Regions from separate parts of the Homo sapiens genome. Here region 2 is linked to region 1. Evidence: chromatin loops called from intact Hi-C (ENCODE). Cell type or tissue: CD4-positive, alpha-beta T cell. All regions are shown on one strand. Links, peaks and the distances in the headings refer to the core of each region. The heading gives the core; the rest is flanking DNA. Region 1 has its middle 35 kb from the start of NEU3. Region 2 overlaps ARRB1 (arrestin beta 1).

Region 1 (5,370 bases), core at 304-5,303:
CACAAATCTATGAGGGCCTTGCAGACCATAAACCAGTCTACAAATCTCTGGCAAGTTTGGGCAGGAAGAATCAGAGGGCCAATCAGATTCCCTCCGTTATGCACGTGAATTGAGCAGGATGGGGAGAAACTACTAGTTTCTACAAAGGAGCCCAGAGGAACGAACTATGGAGTTGAAATGGAGCCATGAGCAGTCACATGTAAGAAAAAGTTGTGCTAGAACAGAGATTCTGAGGAAACAGAAGCTTAAGACAGAGAGGAGAGAGGGAAAGAATCCACCTATGAGTAGTTGGAAGATGGGCAGATAGCAACAGAGACCCATTGACAAAGAGATGGAGGAGAAGCTAGCCCCAAGTGGCCTGTGTTCCTTCCAATGTGCAGGTTCCAGTTCCAGTCCCCATAGTTGGCTCCTTCCCCAACCCACTTGGTTGGGCTCAAGTGGTTTGCTGTTCTTTGCAACAGAATAAATCCAAATAAAGCCTATTCCCATTTTGCAGATGAGAAAACTAAGGCTGTGAGGGAAAATGACTTCTTCTTGGGATCCACCCCTGCCCCCCATCTCCCAGTCCCTTTTAGGTTCCTACTTGGGAGACTTGACATTCACGCAGAAAGTCCCCACAGTGGCTAAGGATCAAGTTTTAGGGCTTGATGAGAGAGCAGGGAAGGGGTTCACAGGACCCAGGCAGGAAGGATGAGGGCCAGACCTGAGCAGAGGGGGTGAGAATGAAAGTTGTCCCTGAGTGGGTCCTAGATCTAAACAGGACCCAATAATCTTGGAGCCTCATGACTTCCTAGTAAAGTCAATGCCATCATCTCCATCGTACAGCTGGGAAAACTGAGGTTCGAAGAGGCTAAGTCACCTTCCTAAGGCCACATAGCAAGTAAGAGACAAAGCTGAGGCTTCCCCTCTGGTCTCAGACTCCAAGTGCAGGCCCTTCCTGCTGCTGTAGCTGCCCATCTTTTCTGGAAAATCAACTTCACTCAGAGAAGAGCTCTCATCCTGCCTTGCTGTGGAATGGCTGTGGCCTTGGCCCAGTCCAGTTGCCTCCCTCCCTGGGTCTTAGCTGAGTGGGGAGGAGGGTCCACTAGATGTCTGAGGTCTGCCTGCCTGCTCTTCTAGTGGGTTCCAGTCTCTCCACAGCTGGGCACCATCCAGGCTACTCCCCATCCTACCTCCTCTCTCTAATAATTAATCTCCAGCCAACAGTCCCAGCTGCAGTGCTTTCATCATCCAATTACCGGAGTTGCTGGCACAATAAATCTTGGTCATACAAATGCAGGCAAATCTGCAGCTATTTTCATGGCCATTACTGTGCATAGGACATTGGGACTCAGGTCATTTGCCTTTCTGACATGGAGTCCTGCCCCCCACTCCCTATCTTCACCATCTTCTTTCATTTTTCAGTGGCAGCTGCCTCCCTCCCCCATCATCTCCCAAGCACCTGCTCCTCCCTTCCCCTCTCCCATCTTTATAAAGGCTGTAGGCCAAAGATCAGAAGACTGTGTGACCTCAGCCAAGTCAATTCTCTGACCTTCAATTTCTTCACCTATAAGACAGAAAAAGCATGATTGACCTTATAGGGTTTTGTGAAAACTAAATAACCCAAGTGCAGTATACATCTCACTGGTGGTAGGTATGACCTACTTCAGTGGTCTTTGCTATTTTTTAATAGGTATGTATATAATTTAATGTATATTAGGAAAGATAAATCAAACCAGTGATTTCATGAATATTATTCCTTAGGAGACCATGAATTAGGTATTTTCATAAAATATGCTAAAGAAAATTATTAAGAATCCATGGATTTAGCAAAAATCATGGAGGAGGCACATGCATGAGAGAAACTTGAGAAACGTTGACATAATGACTGCGTGCTGCTTGCCTTTATCACTATTTGCTCTGTTCTCCACTTTCCCTCAGTTTCTGCAGAGGGATGTGTGGTGCCCTACAGAAGAAGGGGACTCATTGTGTTCTGAGAGGCTAACTTGCTCTAGTTCAGGGCCCTTCATTCATGTGAGAACCACCTCCCTCCCCTTGGGGCCTGTCCCATGCAGGCCCTGTGCTGGGTGCTCGGAACACAGAGCTCAAACGACAGCCCTGCGTTCAGGAAACTCCCAGGAACTCTCCTCTGAATCTGGCAAGGGAGCTGTCACTACCTTTACCTGACAGGACGTATAGCAGGACTTTCCTTGAGTTCTGGATTTGTGGAATTGCAGTGAAGGCCCAAAGCTGAGGACAAGAGGCTCTAAGACCACACTCTGTAAAGAGAGACATGAAGGAGCGTACACGTGCACACACACACAAAGAGAGGACATAGGAGGGAAGGGGGGAGAAGTTGGGGTGGCCTTGTGAACACTGCGGTGTTTGTGCTGAGAGTCACTGCCATGATGGGGAATGGAGAATGTGCCCAAGCCCTGCATAGAAGCTGGGCGTGCCTGCCAGAAAGGGAGCCTCACCCTGGCATCTGGGCAGAAAGTTTGCTGTGCCGAGAACTCACAGGCCCACCCTGGGACTGCCACTGAGCAGCACAGAGGTAAAGGGGTATCCAGTGGCGGGAAGCCTGCTGAGAGGGTCTGGTCCATCCAGCAGAGCCTGAAGGGAACATGGTGAGTACTGCAGGAAGAATGCACAGGACTCTCTCCCAGTGTTTCCTGGCTGTAGGCAGGCATGGAAGATCATAGGAGTTTCCATGGCTCCATACAAAGAAGCACACAGATTAAAATAGGGGAAGGATCCACAGGGCTGTTCAGATGGCCTCAGACCAGGTAAGTCTGACCCCACCTAAACAAGAGGTTGGGCCCTGGGCCTCTGATGGGAGTCCAAGGAAAACTCGGCTGCCCATCTCTGAGTGAGGCTTGGCAACAGCAGGCACAGAGGAGAAACTGAACATCGTGCCAGGAAAGTCATGCCCACCAACTCCCAGCTAACAATAGGTCAGCAGAATTCACCAGCCTTGGAACCAGAAGCAGATCTCATGCTCACACGCACACACACATAGAACTTCCTCCTCTGTAAAGCCACCATCCCTCTTGGACATCAATTTCCCCTTGGGACAAAAGAGTTATAAAACTGCCTCAGGGCAGTTTTGAAAATCCAGGCAGAGACTGCTGTTCTGCCACCAACCATAGGCATTACTGCTTAAAATTCCAGGGTGCTTGTGGCCTGCAGGGAGTTGGGGGAGATTGCCACCTGGTGGTCAATGTTGGCAATGCCATGGAGCTTGCAGCAGAGTCGGGGACTGGGAGTCCTCAGGCTCAGAGCCAGGCCTGACTATCTGTATGACCTTGAGCAAGTCACTTCCACTCTTGGAGACTGTTTTCTCAACTAAAATGGGGAATAATGTTGCCAGCCTTGCAGAACCATAGTGAAGATTAAACCTACTGCACTACTGTGCCTGTCTTGAGCAGGGCCTCAATAAAGTTTTGATCCACCTGGGTCTTGTTCCCGCAGGATATGAGCAAGGGTCAGCTCCAGGAGACAGAGGGGGAGGTGAGCCACGCTCATAGAGATCCCCAGCTCCCCAGGTTTCTTTCACTGCCTGCCACCCAGGACCGTCTTTCTGTGTGTGTGGAACTGTTCTTAACCTAAACCTGGACAGCTCTTTGGATTCCAGATGTTCAGAACCGTGAAATGCTGACTCTAGAGTCTGGATCAGGAGAGCTCATTCCAGGCCTAGTTCTGTCACTAACTTGCTGTATAGCTTTAGTCAAGTCACCTGGTTAATATCTAAGCTTTGGTTTCCTCTTTTGTACAAAGCAGGTAATGATTCCTGCTCTGCCTTTCGGCTCTGCATTGTGCTATAACTCACTTCCTTACCCTCAACTCTTGAAGGAAAGTCTGTTACGTGCACATGCTTGCACCTGGTGCTTTGGGGAAAGAGGCAGCAAGGGCAGCATCAGAGCCTGGAGCAAAACAACTCAGTCACAGTCACAAGAATGCAATAGCAGCAGGAATTAAGAGTGAGAGGTGATCAGAATATAAGCTCCCAGGAACTCTCAGGCTCTTGGGAAAGACTCTATGCTTCGCCCAGAATATAGGATGATGACCTGCAAAATCTTTTTTTTTTTTTTTCTTGAGATGGAATCTCACTGTGTTGCCCAGGCTGGAGTGCAGTGGCGTGATCTCAGCTGCCTGCAGCCTCTGCCCTCCGAGTTCAAGCAATTCTCCTGCCTCAGCCTCCCAAGTAGCTGGGATTATAGGCACCCGCCACCACGCCTGGCTAATTTTTTGTATTTTTAGTAGAGAGGGGTTTCACCATCTTAGCCAGGCTGGTCTTGAACTCCTGACGTCATGATCCACCCGCCTCAGCTTCCCAAAGTGCTGGGATTACAGGCGTGAGCCACCGCACCCGGCCGATGACTTGCAACATCTTAAGAAACTGAGGGAAAGTGTGATTCCAGAAGGGTGGAGGAGCAGACAATCTGAGGACTTCCATATTACCCAGATCTCTGACTCACTAGAGGGACTGTTCTGGGATTTGTGGGACTGTTCGCTGGGAGCCTCACTCCCACATGGGAAGGACTGACTACGGTATTATTATCCATACCTATCCACCTGAAGTTGTTTCCAAGCCTTGGACAGAGCTGTGCAGGGCCCATGGTCTCCTCTGACTACTCCTTACAGATACCTCAGATTTTAGACTTTTGTCTTGCTAGCCCCAGGCAGTCTTACAGATAACATGTCCTAATCAAATTCAGACCCAATCTCATTTGGTAAAAGAGACCAAAATGATGAGTTCTCAACTCTGTACCCAATTCAGGTGACCCTCTCAGGCTTGGGGACAAACCTACTTGCCACTCGCCACTTACCCACAACTGCCCACCCTATCATTTTCACTTACATACACACTAATTCAACAAGCTCTGTGGGGCCCATACTCTCTGCCAGACCCTAGGCTGGGCACTGGGAACACAGAAAGGATCAGATGTGGTCCTTGTCCTTGAGGAGCTCACAGTCTAGAAAAGGAGCCATATATAGCAACAGAACATTCCACACAGAATGGGCAGTGCAACGTTAGAAGGGGCACAGTGGAAGGCCAGAAGTGGGGCCTACCTGATCTGGGGTTAGGGCAGGCTCCCCCGTGAATGGCACATTTAAGCTAGATCCTGAGAGGAAAAGGAGGAATTCTATCAAAGAAGGAGAAAGAGCATTTCAGACAAAGCAAGGTGTACACAGAGGCATAAATACTGTGACCTGTTCAGGAACATTGGGCTGTGTATGGAGGACTGTTGTGGAGATGGGGTAGAGAGATCAGGCCCTGAACACCCACATAAAGTCTTCATCCTTCTGGCGAAGGAGCCATTATGTGGGAGAATGGATTGGAGGGTGGCAGGGAGCTGGAGGAGCAGTGAGGACTTGCTTGAGCAGTCT
Region 2 (5,370 bases), core at 203-5,202, 260 kb before region 1:
CGTTCCCACCGGCCCCCGAGGACAAGAAGCCCCTGACGCGGCTGCAGGAACGCCTCATCAAGAAGCTGGGCGAGCACGCTTACCCTTTCACCTTTGAGGTCAGGAACTGCCATCCCTGGGGCCCCATTCCAGAAATGCCACCTCTAGGAAGCCCTCTGGGGTGGGCATAAGAGGGCGGTGAGGGTCAGCTGCTCCCTGCCACCCAGTTTCCCAGTGTATGCTGGGACCTGGGGCACTGTCACCTGTGTTACCTGGTAAGTGTCTCTTCTCCAGCCCCTGCTGGGGTTTGTCACCTGTACCTTTGGGCTACTCCTCAGACCCTTCTGAGGCCAGGTCATTGGTGGGAGAAAGGGGGTGCTAAGGGGCTTCAGAGAAAGAAAGAGCCCTTTCTGGACCCTGCATCACTGCAAGGGGTTTCCCGCTCAGATCAGCTCCCCACTTGCCCGGCAGCAACCCAGCTCGCAAGAGAGGGATGGCAAGTAGGTGATCTGTCTGCCCCACCACCTTTCAAATCAGAGACTTTAAGATGCTGGATTTCAAAATCTCAAGTTTCTTAGGCTCTCTGATTCTGAGATTCAGTGTGGTCTCTCCCTTTCTTGGAGGCTGAGAGAGTGGAGAGGGTCATGGAGTCACCTTTTCTACGTAGACATGTTAGCTCCCTATGGCTGCTGAAACAGATTGCCACAAACTCGGCAGCAATTAAAACAACACAGATGTATGAGCTTACAGCTCTGGAGGTCAGAAGTCCCAAAACAGGTCTCAGTGGGCTACCATGGAGGCGTGGCAGGGCTGGCTCCTCTGGAGGCCCTCGGGGAGCGTCCACCTTTTCCAGCATTGCTTTCCTTGGCTCACAGTGCCTTCCTCCATTGTCAAAGCCAGCAGTGGCCGTTGAGTCTTTTGTACATCCCATCACTGTGGCTCAGACATTTCTGCCCCCTGCTTCCACTTCTAAGGACTCTTGTGATTATACTAGGCCCACCAAAATCATCCAGGATACGGTCCCCATCTCAAGGCCTTAATTGGATCTGCAAAGTCACTTTTGTCATTAAGGTCCCAGGTTTGGGCGATTAGGGTGTGGACATCTTTGGGGAACATTATTCTGCCAACCACAGTAGACATCATAGAAAGATCTATTTAAACCATTGCTGCGAGGACTGGGCTGGGCCAAACCCTTTAGATAAAGAAAGCTCTTTATCTAAAGAGTTTTAGATGGGGCATGGCTTGGCATGGTCTGATGGGATAGACATGGCCTGTCCCCTGGGGCCCTTGGTCTGATGGGTGTATGGGAGTGTCTGGGCTGCAATACATGAGACAGGACAGTGGTGGATGTGACAGGTGGCTCGTTCTGTCCTCTTCTTGACAGATCCCTCCAAACCTTCCATGTTCTGTGACACTGCAGCCGGGGCCCGAAGACACGGGGAAGGTAGGTCACCCCAAGGGGACCATCTCTCTGGCTCCAGGAGTCTCATGTCCCCAGGTCCCTGGCTTTCTCCCTGGGAGGTGCTGGACACACAGGACCACTCTCCCTGTTGAACAGTCTTTGTGTCTAGGCTAAGCTGGTCCCACCTTGGACAACCAGTCTCTCTTCAGACAGGGCAGCAGGTACGGGGTCAGCCTCACTCTCCCATTCAGTGATGGGTCTGGAGGCTCTCCTGGGTGGCGTTGGCTGCAACAGGACCAAAGTGTTCTGAGGACCTACACCTGGCCTCATGTAACCCCTGGCAACCTGGAATCAAAGTGCGATCATCCCCATTTCACAGATGGGGAAACTGAGGGTTGGAGAGAAGTGACACCACTAGCTCCAGAGCTTTGAGCCCAGCTTCCTCATCTGCAAGATGGAGATAACAGCACGTGCCTCCTTGTCTTGTTAGAGGAATACCGGATAAGCCACCCAGGGCCGGGTGTGCACACAGTAGTAGGCGCCCCCAGTCTGCTCAGGTGCCTGTTGCTATTTCTGGGCAGCTGCCTGGATGAGGACGGCCACCCAGACTGAGGCAGGAATCCAAAGAGCAGAGCCCCGTTTGGGTGGTTCGAGATGTCCCATGTCAGATGGAGGAGGCAGCACAGCATTGGGGCTGAGCACAAGGGCGTTCCCCCGCTTCTTCCAGACCAAGGAAGGCTGGGCTGTGGGAGCTTGGTGTTCCTGTCCAGTGTCCTCGTTTGTAAAATGAGAGGTGGGCTGGCTGTGTACTGGGGACCCTGCTTCTCCAAGGCCCTGTGGTCAGTGACCCCTTCCCCACAGGCTTGCGGTGTGGACTATGAAGTCAAAGCCTTCTGCGCGGAGAATTTGGAGGAGAAGATCCACAAGCGGTGAGTAGGATGCCAGGGTGTGGGCCGCCTGCTGGGTGAGGGAGGGAGACAGGATGGGCAAAGTCCAAGAGGAGATAAGTAACAATACCTGGAAGTGTGTGAGGAGGGGCGCACATTCCAGCCTTGGAAGGGCACTCTGGAAGCTGGGAGGTCACGGAGGGCTTCCTTGGGGAGGTGGCTTCGACTGCCTGGGTTCAGGCTGCAGCATCTTCTCCTTTGCACCATTGTGGCAGCTTCCTCCCTCATCTCCCTGCCTCTCATTTCATCCCCTCCAGACTGCATGTCTTTTTAATTTGTTTTGGAAAAACCCTAAATTCAGATTGTGTTAAACAGTGAGCAGGCTGTTTCCTGACCATTCTCATTTTCCAGTTTTCCTCCTGGGAGGCGTTCAGCAGGAGTGGAGTGTGTGTCAATGGCAGCTTCTAAGTGAGGAGGAAGTGGAGATAGTGAACCCATCCAGGGGAGAGTGACAGGGAGGTCGGCCCACATCTAAGAGATGGGAAGCGTTCTCTGGAGAAGAACAGCCCGGGCAGACAGAGAGCCCAGGCTGGCAGCCAGAAACAGCTGGCCCGGATGTCTCATGCCTGCCCCTCCTGGGTCGGGCTGTGCTCTGTCTGCCTCCTGGAATAGCTGGTGGGCCCTCGACGCTGATGTGCCTGCATCCAGAGGCACTGGTCCCAGAGGAGGTTGGCTGAGGGCACAGCAGCCTTTTTAGGGCGTGGGCTGAGTTTGCCACCTGGTGGCTATAGGGTGTATTGCATGCATTTGCATCTGCAGCCCTGGCAGCTGTGTGTGAGGAGATGGGACTTTTCTCCCTTGCTTCTCTGTCTCCCTTTTCCTCTTAAGACCTGAGACCAGGGAAGAGGAAGGGTGCTGTGGGATGTGGGAGGAGGCTTGGTAAGCACAAGAAAGAGGAGGTGACATCGAGAGCCACCCCTCTCACCCTACCACCAATGGGACATTTAAAATCCACACCAAGGAGTTACTAATAATAATGATATAGAAGCTATCATTTATCAAGGGCTGATTAGGTGCCAGACACCATTTACAGTGCTGGGCTGTATGAACTAATTTAATCCTCACAGCAGCTCTAAGAAGTACGTCCTTGCTGGGCGTGGTGGCTCACACCTGTAATCCCAGAGCTCTGGAAGGCCGAAGGCAGGCATATTACTTGAGGCCAGGAGTTCCAGACCAGCCTGGCCAACATGGTGAAACCCCATCTCTATTGAAAATACAAAAATTAGGCAGGTGTGGTGGCATATGCCTGTAACCCCAGCTACTCAGAAGGCCGAGGCAGGAGAATTGCTTGAAGCTGGGAGGCAGAGGTTGTAGTGAGCTGAGATTGCGCCACTGCACTCCAGCCTGGGCAACAGAGTGAGACTCCATCTCAAAATAAATAAATTAATAAAAATTTAAAAAGGAGAAAAAGAGGTAGGTCCTTCTGTCATCACCCTTTACAGATTAGGGAACAGAGGCAGAGAGAGGTTAATGTACCCAGGGCCACATAGTTAGTAAGAGGAGAGCTGGGAGTTTGACCCTGGCTCCCTGGTTACAGGCAATGGAGGCAGCTTATCTGAGCAACGGAGATGCCGGCATTCCCAGCATGCCACAGAGACGGCCTCACCAAGTCCCCCTCCCTCACCAGATCCTCATTTGCTCCCTGATCCCCTGTAATCTTCATGGAGCCAGTCTCATCCATGGGCCTTCTCCCCTCCCTGGGCTTGTCCCCTTCACTGGCTTGCATCCCCCTGACTGAATCCACGCCTCCTCCCTGAACCCCAACGCCTCCCCAAGCCCCATTTCTTCTTGAGACCGCTGTCCCCTCTGCATAGTTTTACATAATAGATATCTGGCAGTTGTTTATTATATGGCAGGCACAGTCATAGGTGCTGAGAGTACAGCTGTGAACACCTTAGACACAAATTTCTGTCCTTAAAGAACTTACACAAATAGTGTCCTATGTCACCAAAATAGATGACAGAGGGACACTATTTGTGTATGGTGACATAGGGAGTCAGGAAGTGACAATGTTACCTATTTGGTGACATAGGGAAGCAGGAGGTGAAAAATGTAGTCCCTGTTTCAGCATCCTGCTGGGTACCAGGACCAAATGAAGTGCAGCCACAGGGCACTTCTGGGACAGAACAGGGGAGGATGGAATGGAGCCAGATGGTGACAGACCCCTATGCTGATCTCTGCAGTTTGGCTGGATTCTAAGGTGATGGAGAGCCATGCCAGTCTCTTGAGCAGGAGAATGATGTGAGGCTCGCAAGGAGAGGGGATGAAGGCAGGTGACCCTGGTCCTCTTTCACTCCGCCCATCTCCATTAGGAATTCTGTGCGTCTGGTCATCCGGAAGGTTCAGTATGCCCCAGAGAGGCCTGGCCCCCAGCCCACAGCCGAGACCACCAGGCAGTTCCTCATGTCGGACAAGCCCTTGCACCTAGAAGCCTCTCTGGATAAGGAGGTAGGAGGCTCGGACTTGGCAGGGGGTGGGGGCTGCTCCACCAGGGCCTGGGCCTCAGATCCCAGCTCTCTCCTGGCCTGCAAGGATGCCTCAGGTAGGAGCTTCTATCCCCAGCCCAAGGACCACAGGGGTCAGGGAATCTGAGACCTCTCATGGGGGATTTGGAGAAGCCTCTTGGGCCTAAAGGAGTGGCAAAGGGGGCATGAACTTGAGAGATGTGATGGACTTCCGAAGTGAGGAGCAGACCTTCCTGAAGGTCCTGGACATCTCCCCCACACCTCCACCAGCTGCCTGCCTCAGGCCGAGTGCTGAAGGTCAACCAGCATTGCAGAGGGGGCACGGTGGGGGGCCGTGACCTTCCTGCCAAACACTGAGCGTCAGGGCGACAAGCCCTGCAGAAGGAAGGGCCTCCCCTCAAACTCTGAATCAAACCCAGCTGACTGCTGTGAGCTTAGGCTGGCCCCTCCTCAAGGTGTGGGCACCCCCTCTCTCTCGGGGCATGGCTGAAGGGAAGTGCCTTGGGGCAAGATGCAAGTTGAGGTCTTTTTGTAGGGATTCAGAGCTGGCTCCCTCAGTGAGCTGGTGAGCCCATCC

Evidence for each region. A loop is a pair of places that touch in the nucleus more often than their neighbours do. Peaks named below come from ENCODE experiments on the same cell type or tissue, not always from the same donor. Only the 100,000 strongest peaks of a DNase experiment are listed, where the experiment ranks them.
Region 2: it touches region 1 in a loop (4-fold over the local background); 7 of 110 quality-filtered maps call a loop at or near these places.

Annotation. Positions count from the first base shown.
Region 1 is chr11:75,020,895-75,026,264 of GRCh38, reverse strand. No RefSeq gene overlaps it. Among named protein-coding and RNA genes, the nearest start is that of NEU3, 35 kb to the right of the region's middle. In CD4-positive, alpha-beta T cell, for the core only: CTCF peaks have their summits at 2,972 and 3,172 (motif pointing left); a DNase peak (open chromatin) is centred at 3,194.
Region 2 is chr11:75,278,015-75,283,384 of GRCh38, reverse strand. ARRB1 (arrestin beta 1) reads left to right here. Exons shown (of 16, transcript NM_004041.5): 5 at 1-98; 6 at 1,364-1,423; 7 at 2,243-2,310; 8 at 4,641-4,776. Among named protein-coding and RNA genes, the nearest start is that of TPBGL, 40 kb to the right of the region's middle. RefSeq lists enhancers at 2,549-3,424, 5,007-5,370. In CD4-positive, alpha-beta T cell, for the core only: CTCF peaks have their summits at 2,826 and 3,025 (motif pointing left); a DNase peak (open chromatin) is centred at 3,034; H3K27ac peaks cover 567 bases.